Regions from separate parts of the Homo sapiens genome. Here region 1 is linked to region 2. A link is a contact called in ENCODE Hi-C or POLR2A ChIA-PET data. All regions are on one chromosome and are shown on one strand. The core of a region is the stretch at or near the end of the contact, and the rest is flanking DNA. Distances in the headings are between cores, read along the strand shown. Region 1 has its middle 28 kb from the start of LINC02856. Region 2 overlaps PPP4R1 (protein phosphatase 4 regulatory subunit 1).

Region 1 (7,790 bases), core at 3,594-6,093, 78 kb before region 2:
GGGGAGCAGGAGGCCAATAAAAAGTCCAGAGTTAAAAAAAAAAAAAAAAGCCTAAGAAGGAAGAAATGGAAGTATACTATTGTAATACTATACATGAATAGCATAATATTACTTAAAGGTAGATAGCAATAAGTTAAAGATGTATACCATAAACCCTAAAATTTAGAGTTGGCCAGGCACAGTGACTCACGCCTGTAATTCCAGTACTTTGGGAGGCTAAGGCAGGTGGATCACTTCAGGTCAGGAGTTTGAGCCTGGCCAACAAGGTGAAACCTCATGTTTACTAAAAATACAAAAATTAGCCGGGCATGGTGGTAGGTGCCTGTAATCCCAACTACTCAAGAGGCTGAGGCATGAGAATAGCTTGAGCGTGGGAGACAGAGGTTGCAGTGAGCCCAGATAGCACCACTGCACTCCAGCCTGGGTGGCAGAGTAAGACCCTGTCTCAATAAATAAATAAATAAATAAATAAAATTTAGAGTTTATCACTTAAATACCACAACAAAGAGTTATAGCTAATAAGCCAACAAAGAAGATAAAACAGAATCATAAAAAGTATTCAGCTAAACCAAAGGAAGACAGAAGAGAAGAAAAAAGGAATAAAGAAACATGGGTCAAATACCAAACAGGGCAAGATGACAGCATTAATAAAATCATTTCAGCAATTACTTTAAATGTAAATGGTCTAAACACCCTAAATCAAAGGCAAAGATTTTCAGATTGGATTAAAAAATAAGATTCAAGGCCCTTCATGGTGGCTTACGCCTGTAATCCCAGCATTTTGAGAGGCCAAAGTGGGCAGATCACCTGAGGTTGGGAGTCCAAGACCAGCCTGGCCAACATGGCAAAACCGCATCTCTACCAAAAATTCAAAAATTAGCTGGGCGTGGTGGCACATGCCTATAATTTCAGCTTCTGGGGAGGGTGAGGCAGGAGAATCATTTGAACCCAGGAGGCAGAGGCTGCAGTAAGCCAAGATGGTGCTACTGCACTCCAGCCTGGGGGACAGAGCAGGACTCTGTCTCAAAAAATAAAAAATCAATAAGATTCAACTGTATGCTGCCTATAAGAGACAGTACTTTATGTATATAAACACAAGGAGTTAAAAGCAAAATAATGGAGAAAGATACACCATGAAAATCAAAAGAAAGATGGAGTGGCTATATTAGTACCAGATAAAGCAGATTTCAGATAAAATATTACCAGGGAAAAAGAAGATCATTTCATAATGATAAAAGCATCAATTCATAAAAAGAATAATGCTAAATGTTTAGGCACACAGTAACAGAGCTTAAAGACATATGAAATGAAAACTGATATAATTGCAGGGAGGGCCGGGCACAGTGGCTCAGGCCTATAATCCCAGCACTTTGGAAGGCCGAGGCAGGTGGATCACTTGAGGTCAGGAGTTCAAGACTAGCCTAGCCAACATGGTGAAACCCTGTCTCTACTAAAAATACAAAAATTAGCCAGGCAGTAGTGGTGCGCACCTGTAATCCCAGCTACTCAGGAGGCTGAGGCAGGAGAATCTCTTGAGCCTGGGAGGTGGAGGTTGCAGTAAGCCAAGATTGCACTACTGCACTGCAGTCTGGGCGACAGAGGGAGACCCTGTCTCAAAAAATATTTTAAAAATTGCAGGGAGAAATTCACAAATCTACAATTATAGTTAGAGATTTCTACAACCCTCTCTCCATAATTGGGAGAACAAGTAAACAGAAAGTAAGTGTATAGAAGACTTGAAAAACACAATCAACCAACTTGACATATTTAACCCATCACAGTCCACTTTCAAGTAGTAATATATCATGGCCACTCTTGTTAAAAACTCTTGGCAAACTAGGAATAGAAGGAAATGTCCTCAACCTGATAAAGGGCATCTTCAAAAACCGACAACTAACATCATACTTAATAGAAAGACTAAATTCTTTCCCCCTAAGAAACAACTGGATATCCATATGGAAAAAAAAGAATTTTGTTCCATACCTGACACCATAATCAAAACATTACTCAAAGTGAATCAGATGTAAATGCAAAACCTAAAAGTATTAAACTTCTAGAAAAACAATAGAAGAAAATCTATCTGATCTTGGGTTAATCAAAGGATTTTGAGATATAACACCAAAAGCGTGACCTATTAAAAAAAACTGATAAATTAGACTTTATTAACATTTAAAGTTTCTGCTCTTCAAAAGACAGCGTTAAGTGAATGAAAAGCCAAGCTACAGACTCAGAGAAAATATTTGCAAGTCATATCTGACAAATAGCTTGTATGTAGAATATATAAAAACCTTCAAAACTCAGGAAAAAACATTTAAAAATGGACAAAAGATCTGAACAAAGATTCACTAAAGAAGATATCAATAGCAAACAAATATTCAATAGAAAAGATATTCAACATCACTACACATTAAAGTAATGCAAATTAAAACCCCAGTAAGGTTCCACTACCCACCTATTAGAATGACTAAAGTTAAGACTGATCATTCTGACTTGGCACGGTGGCTCACGCCTGTAATCCCAGCACTTTGGGAGGCTGAGATGGATCACCTGAGGTCGGGAGTTCGAGACCAACCTGACCAACATGGAGAAACCCCATTTCTACTAAAAATACAAAATTAGCTGGGCGTGGTAGCACATGCCTGTAATCCCGGCTACTCGGGAGGCTGAAGCAGGAGAATTGCTTGATCCTGGGAGGCGGAGGTTGCAGTGAGCTGAGATTGCACCATCACACGCCAGCCTGAGCAACAAGAGCGGAAACTCCGTCTCAAAAACAAAACAAAACAAAAAAAAAACGACAGATCATTCCAAGTACTGGTGAAGATATAGAGCAACTGGAATCCTCATACACTGCTGGTGGGAATGTAAAATGTTACAAACCTTTTGGAAAAGAGTTTGGCATTTTCTTAAAATCTTAAACATTCACCTGCCATATGAGACAGACACTACACTCCTAGGTATTTATCAAGAGAAACAAACGCACATGCTCAGAGCACTCTATTTCTAATTGCCCCGAATGGGAAACAACCCAAATTCAACAGGTGAATGGATAAACAAATTGCGCTACGTCTGCCAAATCCACTGCCCACTCCTCACTGTGCTCCAAATACAAGCAACCAACATTGGTCATTGTCTCAACATAAGCAGAGGCACAGGCATTGTCCATTCACTGCACATTCTTTTGGAGTCTCATCTATGTGGAAAAAGAGGATATTCAAACGACATCGGGGTGAGCCACACTGGGTAACCAGTTTAAGGAGCAGAAGATGGTAGTCAAAAGCTATTTCAAGTCCTCCTTAGCCAGTACTATTTCCTATCATATCTGGATAGGTTTTTTTTATCTCTTTTTAGCATCTAACATTCTCATTTTTAGGGGGACTTCATTTTTCCCCATGTATTTTCAATAGACCGTGGCCCCATCTATTATTTTTGAAGAGGAAAACTCCTGGTGCCAAAAAGTCCACCGATCCTTGGTTCAGACAAGGACTTCCAATTGCTTAATGTCAGATGAATACTGAAAGGTCACCAGAGGATACACCACGGTAAAAACTCTATGAACTCGATACTGAAATTTTCTTGTTAAGCTCATGCTGGAAGGCGGGAGAGTAGAAAATAAGTTGTAAAATGGCCCAGGGCTTAATTTATTTAAAGCTTTGGTTAAAAACGTTTGCTGCTTTGAATTGTTTTAAGAGAAACCACAAAGATGTTCAGTAGTGGAAGAAAAGAATTCCAGAGAGGGCTTTAACTACCCTGTTACCTTCATAGCACCTCCCAGCGGTAATCCACAAAAATGATATTTTTTGTATGGAAAGTTGACCTTTTTCTCAATATTATGCAAATTGAATAAAAATCTGTGCTGTTTTAGATGCTATGCAAGTTAACATGATATCCAAGTAAAAACTCTAAGTTTGCTATGAAATACATCTCTGATTACAGCCAGATTGCTACCTCTGAACATTTTTTAGGCAGAAAAAAATGTAGCCAGCTCATTGGTTTTCTGAGATAAATACCTAAATTTTTGCAACCCAAGACTGTTCTATTTTCTTTACCATCTGGTTCTAGGAACACAGGGACACCATGACTATTGAAGTGTTGAAGATTCCAGATGAAACGTTTTTTAAAATGTAAGCCTACACTGCAGGGCATGGTGTTGTGCCTGGAGTCCCGGCTACGTGGGAGGCTGAGGTGGGAGGATCCCTTGAGCCCAGAAATTCTAGTGCAACCTGAGCAACACAGTGAAACCTCATTTTTAATAAAATATTTTTTAAGCCTACACTTCCTAAATTTTGTATAGTGACTGCACTAAGCACATTATATATTTTCTTCTTTAGTACTCACACTAATAGTATTCAATAACGCTATTGCTTCCTGTTTTTGACAGATGAGAAATATGGGGCATGATGGGAATGGCAAGTGTTGGGAATAAGGGTGTGTAACCACCCTCTTCTCCCAGATGCCTGTGTCCTTGAGCAATCTGCTCTTTGCAAAGAGGTTGGACCAGCCTCTGGGTGATTTCTAACCTCTAACATTAGAGGGCAGTGACTCTAAGCTAAAACGCCCTTGTGGGATCCACCGTGCTGGTATCAAGCCATGAAGAGGAAGCATGTGTGCTACAGAAACTCATAGGTGAAAGCAGCATCTTTTACTGCCTTATACACTTGTAGAGTGGGAAGTTTTCGTTCTGGTTGACACCATGCACAACACATAAGAGAAATGGTTAGACTGTTTGAGGAAGTGCACACTAAAATGCCTGACCCCTGCACAGAGGTGAGTGGATGCCATCTGGCCGAGAGGTTCCTGTTATTAGTATCTAATCAGGTTTCCCTGGTAGCTAGAGAACTGCATGACTTGTTGACTGGAAGGCCTCTTACCTCACAAGGGTGTGGTTTCAGAGGTTTCTGAAGAACAAGTGTGGGAGAACTAACCATGACTAAGGCATCTCAGGTCAATGCAGGTGAATGATTAACCCCAGCTCTCTTTTTTTTTTTTTTTTTTTTTGAGACAGAGTCTCACTCTGTCACCAGGCTGAAGTGCAGCGGCGCCATCTCGGCTCACTGCAAACTTCGCCTCCCGGGTTCAAGCGATTCTCCTGCCTCAGCCTCCCGAGTAGCTGGAACTACAGGTGTGTGCCACCACACCTGGCTGATTTTTGTATTTTTAGTAGAGACCAGGTTTCACCATGTTGGCCAGAATGGTCTCCATCTCTTGACCTCATGATCCCCATGCCTCAGCCTCCCAAAGTGCTGGGATTACGGGATTACAGGCGTGAGCCACTGTGCCCAGCCGACCCCAGTTCTAAGAACTCTTGTTCCATTATGGGTAGGGAGATCATAACTAGGGAAACCATCCAGGTGGTGAGGATGCGAGCCAGAGAAAAGCCAGAGCCTGCCAATTCAGCTTTGGAATGTTCCAGAAAAGCATTCCTGAGACTCTGATAGCATTTATATGCTGGAATGATTTCTATTTCCCTATATAAAGGATATTTTTATTTTCTTACTGGCTAGTACCAAATTCAGAACATGGAGGCTTTAAAAATTATTCAGTGAATAAATGAAAAATAAAACCTTCATTTACATTGAAAACAGGTATTTCTTATATACAATGATTTTTTTCTTCTAATTTATTTTTTCCTAAAAGGAACAAAGGGAAAAAATTATAAAGTCAAGAGCAAAAAATGGATAAATTAGAAAACATAAAACAACACATTTGGTAGACAAATCCAAGAGCTGGTTCGCTGAAGAAAATAGACAATTTGTGTACAAATGTTACCAAGAAAACAAGAGGAGAGTCAACATACATTTGTTGTTAAACAGTAAGTTAATAAGTGAGATTTTGGTGAAAAAAACATTTACTGTGTGTGGAATAGATAATTTTCTAAGAAAATATAAGTGATCAAAACTGATGTTACCAATAAAACTATCAACAGGATTTTTAAAAGTAAACTGATGAATTCTAAATTTCATAGGAAGGACAAACAAACAATAAAGGTCAGACAAAATCTTAAAAAAATGGTATAAGAGGAGAGTGGCCCTATCAGATATTTTAATATATTTTAAAGCTACAGTGATTAAAATTGTGTGGTACTGACACTTGAATACGAAAATCAGCCAAGCATGGTGGCATGCACCTGTAGTCCCAGCTACTTGGGAGGCTAAGGAGGGAGTATCACTTGAGTCCAGGAGTTCAAGGCTGCAGCGAACCATGACTGTGCTACCACACTCCAACCTGGGCAACAGAGTGAGATGCTGCCTTTAAAAAAAAAAAATGAATAAAAAGAAGATCATCTGGAACATCATGTCCAGACTAGACCAAAAGAAATATAGAAATTTAGTATAAGACATAAGCAACATTTCAGATCAGGGAGGAAAGATGTTTTATCTAAATATATTGTGTTGGAGACAAAAAGAATCACAAGGAAATCTTAAATTATGTTGATATTAGTAGTAATGTTAGTATTGATATTTTAAAATTATTTCATACACACAGAAAGATATACACATTGTATGTATGATGTATATACGTAAATACTAGCCAGGATGCAATCAGAGAAGCAGAATCGCTAGAAATAATAGAGCATGAAGGATTCCTAAAGGGATTTGACATTACACAGTTGTGGGAGCTGGCTAGACAGCCTCCGTTTGGCTCTTTACGCCTGACACTGAGCCTGAAGTCATAAGGCCGTGGTCAGGAAGGAAAAATGCATGTGAAATGGGGCCGAGCAGAAATTCCCTTGCCTCACCCCACTGCTACCTCTCCTGTCTTCACACCTGGCCCAGAACTTGGAGAAGCTGCAGGAAGAGATCACATGGGGCCTGGAGGATTCTGCCTCCGGACTCTGTCTGCACAACAGAGGAGCCGGCAGGCCTGCACATGCCATGAGTTCCAACAGGGCCTAGCCTAGCCCAACATTCAGAGGGTGAGCACTGCTACTTCTTGACTGCTGCCTTTCAAATCTCACAAATTTCCCTGTGTCCAACTCTAACCAAACGTCTACCAGGAAGGGAATTCTGGAAAATGTAGTTCTGTTTAACCAAATTGACACATTATTAAGCCACCATTATATACATTCATGTGTGCTCACACACACACATGGACACGTAATCTATTTATCTTTATCTCTACATATGAAATAATTAAGTTAATTTTATTAGGAACCAAGCTATATGATGTAAGAGGGAAAAGATATAAATATAAAATTACAAAATAAAAACCATGAAATATTTAATTTGAATTGAAAAGTATGGGTTGGGTGTGGTGGCCCACGCTTGCAATCCCAGCACTGTGGGAGACCAAGGCAGGAGGATCACTTGAGGCCAGGAGTCTGAAACCAGCCCTTGGCAACATAGCAAGATTCCATCTCTACTAAAAATACAAAAAAAATTAGCTGGGCATGGTGGTGGGCGCCTGTATTTCCAGCCACTCAGGAGGCTGAGGCAGGAGAATCACTTGAAACCAAGAGGCGGAGTTTGCAGTGAGCCGATATAGTGCCATTGCACTCCAGCCTGGGTGACAAGAGTGAAATTCCATCTCAAAAAGAAAAAAAAAAGTAAGTATGAACTCATGATGTATATCCCTTTTGAAAAAAAAAATTAATAGGCTTTTCCCAGCTCTGAAAGCTTGAGAGGCCTAGAAGCCATGGCAATACAGTAGCAGTAAGTATATCTAGCATTCATTTTGTGGTCTCTAAACACCATTTTCCATGGAAAGGAACCAGGGCTTCTTGGAGAAATACTTTTTTATTTATGTGTGTATTTTTATTGTGAGACACTGTCTCACTCTTTCACTCAGGCTGG
Region 2 (7,682 bases), core at 2,351-4,850:
TCCTTTTGCTGGAATGGTTTGCTTTATTATTTCCTATAGTGCATGTCTGCTGTTGATGATGTCAGTTTTTGTGTGGCTGAAAAAAATCTTTATTTCAGCTTCATATTTGAAAGATGTCTTGTTTCTTAGGTATGGAGTTGTAGGTATTTTTCTTTATGTACTTGAAAGATGTTAATGTCTTCTGGCTTGTATTTTAGATGGAAAAGTCTCCTATCATTCTTTTGTTTTTCTCTATGTAACATGAGTTTTTCTCCGGCTGCCTGAAAGTTTTTATCACTAGCTTTAAGCAATTTGATTATATTGTGCCTTGGTATACTTTTCTTCATGTTTCTTGCTCATGGGTTTCATTGAACCCCTTGAATCTGTCTGTAGATTGATAGTTTTTACCAAATTTGGGAAAATTTTGTCCATTATTTCTTCAAATATATTTTATATCTCCCATTCTTCTTTGGGGACTCCATTTGCACATATATTTGGATGCTTGGAGTTTTCCTACAATTGATTGATGCTTAATTCTCTTCCTCCCCCATATTTTTTCTGTTTCATTTAGGATATTTTTCTTACCCTTTTTCTTCAAGGTAACACATTTTTTCCTCTATAATGTTTAATCTGCTCTTGATCCCATCCCGTGTATTTTTCATATCTTTTTTTCATCTCTAAAAGATCAATTTAGGTCTTTCGTATCATCTTCCATCTCTGTTCTTAACATGCTCTTTTTTTCTGCCTTCTTAAATGTATGGAATATAGTTAAAATAACTTTCAATGTTCTTATCTGCTAATTCTATATTTTTTGTCCTGGGTCTGTTTCTGTTGTAGAATTTTTTGCCTCATGGTTTGTATTTTCCTGCCTTTTGTGTGCCTAGTAATTTTTTATTGGATGCTAGACATTGTAGAGTTTACCTTGTTGAGTGCTAGCTATTTTTATATTCATTTACATACTCGAGTTTTGTTCTGTGACACAGTTTCTTGGAGATAGTTTGTTTCTTTTGAAGCCTGTTAAGCTTTGTTAGGCAAAACCAGGAGAATTATTTGCCACTTCTTAGGCGTTTTGCCTCATTTATTTTAGAATTTTTAAAATTTTTGTTGTTGGAGACATAAACTAGTCCTTGTCCTTTGTGATAATCGAGGATTCGTTCACTTGATCGTTTCAGGTAATTATTTTTCCCAGAATACCGACTAGTTTCCTCACACACATAAACTGTTTCAATACTCACCTAAAGACTCAAAGGGACTTTCTGCAGCTTTCTAAAGTTCTTTCTCTGTGAAGGTCCCTCCTCTCTGATACTCTCCCTCTGCCAATTCTAGCTGCCTTGGCCTCCCTGAATTCTCAACTCTGTCTCCTCAACTCCAGGAGTCTGCTGGGATTATATTTGGACCCTCCTAGTGCTCTGGAAATTATTTCCAGGAAGTTAGCTGGAGGAATATAGGGCTCATTTCATTTGTCCTCTCTTTCTCAGAGATCACTGTCCAGTACTGTCTTTTGTCCAGTGTCTGAAACCATGGCTTCGTATGTTTTATCTTTTTTTTAAGAGATGGGGGTCTCACTGTGTTTCTCAGGGGCTAGAGTGCAGTGGCTATTCACAAATGCAGTTATAGAAGAGTACACCCTCGACCTCCCGTGCTCAAACAGTCCTCCTGCTTCAGCCTCCTAAGTAGCTGGGACTACAGACACTATCAGCATGCCTGGCTCTGTCATTTTATTTATTTATTTACCATTTAAGGTGTGAGGGTTAAGTTGGTTCCTGTTAATCCATCCTTTGTCAAAAGTGGAAGATCATGTTTAAGTGTTCTTTAAGTACAGAAGTTATTTTTATTTTAACAAAAGGAACTGTTGTGTTCTCTTTTTGATAATGTTCTGTTGGGAGTAAAAATGTTATCTGTTTAAAGTAGTCAGTTCTGTAAGATGGGCCCATGGTATATACACATTTACTTTAAAAACAAGCATTTTAAAATGCCCTAACAGCAATAACAGTTCATCAGGAAATGATGAATCTTTTCTGTCTCTCATATAGCAACATTTGGGAGGAGTTTCTTAGGTGGTTTTCTTTTTCTCTCTTAAGAGCTAAAGGAGCAACGACAAAATCTCATTGTGAGTGATGAACAGATTTATTTGTTTCAAAAATACTTAAATGCTTACTTTGTGCCTGGAAATATCCTGGAGATGAAGCAGTGTATGGGATAAAAATTTCTGTCCTCATGGAGCCAATAACTTACTCTAGAGAGACAGACTATAAGTAAAACAACTAATACGTACCAGATGTTGACAGGCACTATTGAGAAAGTAAATCAAGTAATGCAGGGGATAGAATAGGAAGTGCCAGGAAATAATAATAAAAATTTCTTGGAAAGCTCTTAGGGCTTTGGGAAAGGCCCTGATTTACCTCTGGATCGCATCCTTTCCAACCCCATGGTGTTTCCATCAGTAATATTTTCTTATTGCTAAAACTTCAATTTATATTTATTTGTTGACTGTTTACTTTCATTATATAACCATGTGCAACTCTGTCTTCTTTTAAACATTAGGAACAGAACAAAATAAATAATCTTTATTTTGCTTGAATGCCCTGGCTAGTAATCTAATCCAGTTTACTATATCACAGCCACAGTTCTGGAAAGTATATTTTGTATTCATTGTCTTCACTTTATTATATTTTCCTTTACCTCTTCAGTCAGGTTTGGCTTCTCGGCTTTCATGCAATGGAAAATTGCCCTTGTCACACAGCATGGCACAAAAGTACCAAATTCAGTGGGCACCTTTCAGTTCTTCCTTGACTCCTTTGGTAGTAGATGCTGTTTAATCATACTTTCACTCATTGCTTGGTTCCTTTGAAATAATTACCTTTTGGTTAGTTTTTAGCCATTCTTTCTTGGTCTTCTCTTCCTTCTCCTGCAGCTTGAATGGGTGTCTGGCCTTTTAGTTTGTATTAATACATACTTTTATTACAATGATCATTTTAAAGTAGATTGTTTTCTGTAGAATATTAGCTCTTTGAAGTCAGAAACATTAGTATTTTCATTGTTGTTTCTCCAGCATCTACCCTAGTACTTGGCACAAATGTATTTAATAAATATTTGTTTAATGAATGTAAATATATTAATGTTTTTAGCTTTCTTCTATTAAGTGAAGTTAGATACCAGTTTCATTAGCTTTATCTTCCACATTGCAGGACTAACTATATTGGTGCTTGACTTTTTGTGTGCCTATTCACAAGTTGTTAGTGTCTTGATTGAACATGTTCTCAAGACTGGTCACTTTCCTGCATACTGAGTTTCTGTAGCCTCTGACCTTTGTGCTTTTAGAGCCAAGTAGAACTTTGTGCTTATAGAGCCAAGTAGAACATATCTGTAGGAAAAGGAGAGGAGGTATCTTTTAGTTATTTGTGGCTTCTGGATTGATTCTGAGAGTCTCTTGTGATTTTTTTTTTGTACCATTCCAGAAACAGATTTGTACTGCTTCAGACAGGCAAGGGGTACATTTTAGTTTCAAAGTGTTATAAGGAGTATTTCTGATGTCTCTGATAGTTGGTGTGGATGACTACAGCTCAGAGTCTGATGTGATTATTATACCTTCAGCCCTGGACTTTGTCTCACAAGATGAAATGTTGACGCCCCTGGGGAGATTGGACAAGTATGCTGCAAGTGAGAACATATTTAACAGGTATGTGCATATTCTTTTTGTTAAAGTGGAAGTGGAAGGGTGGTTTTATTAACTTCAGTAGGGAAAATGAAAGTATCCACTTTAAAGGAGGTATTATTAACAGGCACAATCTGAGTCACCAAGTTTTATTCATAATCACAGCATGAGCAGTTTTGTACTTGTTTATTCTTTGATCCTAGTAAGCATACAACATGCTTTCTTTGCAAAAAAAAAAATTACCATTAATTACCATTGCTTTTCTGCCACTGGACATAATTTTGGTATTCATATAAATTGCTTATTGGGAAGTACATTATTCCTTCAACACATGATGTTGTATACCTGCTGTATGACGGGTGATGCTCAAGATCATTGGGTCACACAGCAGTGACCAAGAGCCAGCACTCTTCCTACTGCATTGTGTTTGTCCAGCCATGATCCCAGACCACCTATATCACACTTTTCTGGGAAATCAAAAAGTCTTGGTTCAGATTTTTTGGGTATAGCTATGCAAAACTCATACTACTAAAAATATGTAAGGGTAACATTTTGTATAATGAATGAGTGTGTTTTTTCATTGTGATAATTGAAGGACAACTGAAATGAATTTTTGGTGACTTTTTACCAAATCAGTTAGATAAAGATTAAAAAAAAATGTTGTAAATATTCAGTCTCATCTTGTTAAAATAAAATCAATACTGCCGTTTGCCACTTAGGAAATTATAGACCTAATATATGTTTTAATAATGTAATAAGAAAAAATTTTCTTAAAAAATATACAGATTTTGTCTTTTAAAATTCTAGATATCGGCCAGGTGCAGTGACTCATGCCTGTAATCCCAGCACTTTGGGAGGCCAAGGCAGGTGGATTGCTTGAGCCCGGGAGTTTGAGACCAGCCTGGGCAACATGGTGAAACAGCATCTCTACTAAAGATATTTAAAAATTAGCCAGGTGTGGTGGTGCATGCCTGTAGTCTCAGCTACTCAGGAGGCTGAGGTGGGAGGATTACCTGAGCCAGGGAAGTCAATGCTGCAGTTAGCCGTGATCACACCATTACACTCCGGCCTGGGCAACAGGAATGAGGCCCTGTCTCAAAAAATTAAAATTCTGGATATTAGCTATTGATGCCATTGAACATACATAATTTTGTTTTTTTTGTGTAGACAAATGGTGGCCCGGAGTTTGCTCGATACCTTGAGGGAAGTCTGCGATGATGAAAGAGATTGTATTGCTGTTTTGGAAAGAATTAGCAGATTGGCCGATGATTCAGGTATATGTGGAGAAAGTGAATTTACTCTATTCTAGAAAGGCTTCTTTGATCAAATTTGTGTTTCTAAAAACTAATGAACAAGTTAATGTGATATGAGATAGCTTTAAAATATTTCCTAAGTAATTATCAAACCCATCAGTGACAACAAAAGTAAAATTTGTTACTGAGACCTGGACATTTTACAGTGGGCTCATTTAGTTTAATTTTAGAAATTTCTCATCAAAACAAATCTAAAAACATTGTTTTGCATCATGTATAGTAATATTTTAGGATTAATAAAAATATATAGAATAATTTTGAATACATTAAAAGAGATGGAGGAGGCTGTAAATTATTTTAGGCAACTATAGAAAGCTTGCTTTCTGTGTGGTTTCTCACTTGCAAAAAAATGTTGATTAACCATTTGTAAAACTAAAGCTGGTTTATCTCCAAAGTGAAGATAAGAAAGTCTGCTTAAGAAAGAGGTAAACTTGATTTAAGGCTTAGAAAATGGTGATGTTAAAGTTTTTATAAATATATCTTTTGTTGTAGTAAAATATACTTAAAACTTAACACATAAAACTATTTTAAGGTAATATTAAACATATTTTTATACTTGATTTTAGAAACCATCCAAAAATCTTAAAACTTTTTCCCTTAAATCTATTATCTTTATTAAAGTATATTTTCTACCTCTGACAGACTTTTTGGCATCTCAGCAAGCCCTATTTTTTAATTTTTAGACAAGCTCATCTTTTGATGAACAGTTCATTTTAATGGGAATGTGTTAAATGTTTACATAAGCCTTAAATGTTTCTAATATTCTTACAGGGTGGGCAGAACATTTGTAGGCTTAACTGAGCAATAATCTACCTTTGTGTACATAATTGCTTATGTATGTGCTTGTTCTAGAATGGTTTTAGGAGGGGTCTCATCAAGCATAATTTTTACTTATTTTTTTAATTTGATTTAAGTTAAATAACAATTTAACATAAATTCATGGCACTGTTATAGCCTATTATGGTTATGTTCTTTAGTAGAGACAGATACTCTTTAAGGATAGATTTGTGTTTTCCTTTACCTGTTTACCAGCTCCAGAGTTTTTTTTTTTTTTGTAAGTGTGTGTGTGTGTATTTTAAAATATGTTCTCACATTGGTAAATTCATAGTAAATGTCTCTATTGACATAATTCCATTCATTCAGTATACATCAAACAGTACATACTCTATACCAGGTTCTAGATTAAATGCTAGAGCAGTTATTAAGGTGAACAAGGATTTGTGTCATCAAGTTAACAGTTTAGTGAATGCAGCCAACATATAAACAATAAATTATAATGGGAAGGATCGGGGCAGGCTTCAGAAAGTTAGTGACATTTAAGTTGGATTTGATAGATGAGGTATAGAGAGGGAAAAGGGCATACCCAGGAGGGGAAAAGATAGAGAAAGGAGTTCAAGATGGTGGCCCCTTTGGTCAACAATGAGGCCAACCTGACAATGAGACTAACCTGCTGAGTTTCCAGGTTAGAAAAATTAGGCTGTTAAGTAAGTTAGGTGAGGGCTAGATTGTAAAGGTTTATAATAAACCATGCTGATGACTTTACCTTTTTGTGATTTAGAACAGTGTAGTGTAGCAGTATGAACTGATATGGTGAAAAAGATGGGTGACAAGAAGACTTGATTGGAAGACTATACCAATTAATTGGGTGTTTTTGTTTTTGAGACAGAGTCTCGCTCTGTTGCCCAAGCTAGAGCAGAGTGGCGTGATATCCACTCACTGCAACCACCCCTGCCTCCCAGGTTCAAGCAATTCTCCTGCCTCAGCCTCTCGAATAACTGGGATTACAGGCATGTGCCACTACACCCAGTTAATTTTTGTATTTTTAGTAGAGAAGGGGTTTCACCATGTTGGCCAGGCTGGTCTGGAACTTCTGGCCTCAAGTGATCCACCTGCCTCAAGCTCCCAAAGTGCTGAGATTACAGGCATGAGCCACCGTGACCAGCCAGTTAATTGTTATAAGGATGAATTGTTGGATAGAAATTGAAGTACTAGGAGGGATTCCAAGGCTAACCTCTGGATAGAGTGAGGAAGAGAGAGGATTTGACCCTGAGGTTTCTAATTTTTAGGACTGGGCTTATTGTGATAGCTGGGTAAGATAAAGACTATTGAATAATAACATAGCTCTGAAGTGAATGAAATATGTATCCTTAGTTTAGACAAATAAGCAGCTGAGAACCTTTCGGTCTTCTGCCTTACCTTTCATTAGCTTTTATCTTGATTTTTTTATTCCCCAAAATTTACCATCTGCTTTTATTTTCCCCCGGAATGGATGGATGTATAGTGGTATCTCATTGTGGTTGTAATTTGCATTTCCTCAGTAACCAGTGAAGTTCATACCTGGTTATACACTTACTGGCTATTTGGGTATCTTTTTTTTTTTTGGAGATGGAGTCTCACTCTGTCACCCAGGCTGGAGTGTGGTGGCATGACCTTGGCTCACTACAACCTTCTTCTCCTGGGTTCAAGTGATTCTTCTGCCTCAGCCTCTCGAGTGGTGGGATTACAGGCATGCACCACCATGCCTGCCTAATTTTTGTATTTTTAGTAGAGATGGGATTTCTCCGTGTTGGCCAGGCTGGTCTTGAACTTCTGACCTCAAGTGATCCACCTGACTCAGCCTCCCAAAGTGCTGGTATTACAGACATGAGCCACCATGCCTGGCTTCTTCTTTTTTGAAATGTCTAAGTCTCTTCCCCCTTTAAAAAATTGGTAGTCATTTTCTTACAGATTTACAG

Evidence for each region. Hi-C counts contacts between places; a loop is a spot of excess contacts on that map. ChIA-PET counts read pairs that join two places held with the same protein, here RNA polymerase II (POLR2A). Pooled maps may share reads with other maps.
Region 1: a map with no recorded cell type shows a loop between it and region 2 (7-fold over the local background). The contact joins two enhancer-like sites. A Hi-C loop is called at or near these places in 3 of 168 maps with a recorded cell type or tissue (IMR-90, endothelial cell of hepatic sinusoid and heart left ventricle), 5 of 37 single-sample maps with no recorded cell type and 6 of 50 pooled maps. POLR2A ChIA-PET finds 5 or more read pairs at or near these places in 12 of 52 experiments (Caco-2, H1, HEK293 and 8 more).

What each region holds. Positions count from the first base shown.
Region 1 is chr18:9,670,429-9,678,218 of GRCh38, reverse strand. It overlaps the pseudogene KRT18P8. Among named protein-coding and RNA genes, the nearest start is that of LINC02856, 28 kb to the right of the region's middle. RefSeq lists an enhancer at 4,769-4,818. Within about 2 kb of position 4,843, at least 16 of the 41 ENCODE cell types and tissues checked have a DNase peak (open chromatin) inside an H3K27ac peak, as active enhancers do.
Region 2 is chr18:9,590,994-9,598,675 of GRCh38, reverse strand. PPP4R1 (protein phosphatase 4 regulatory subunit 1) reads left to right here. Exons shown (of 20, transcript NM_001042388.3): 3 at 3,523-3,658; 4 at 4,802-4,908. Among named protein-coding and RNA genes, the nearest start is that of PPP4R1, 20 kb to the left of the region's middle. Within about 2 kb of position 3,600, at least 3 of the 41 ENCODE cell types and tissues checked have a DNase peak (open chromatin) inside an H3K27ac peak, as active enhancers do.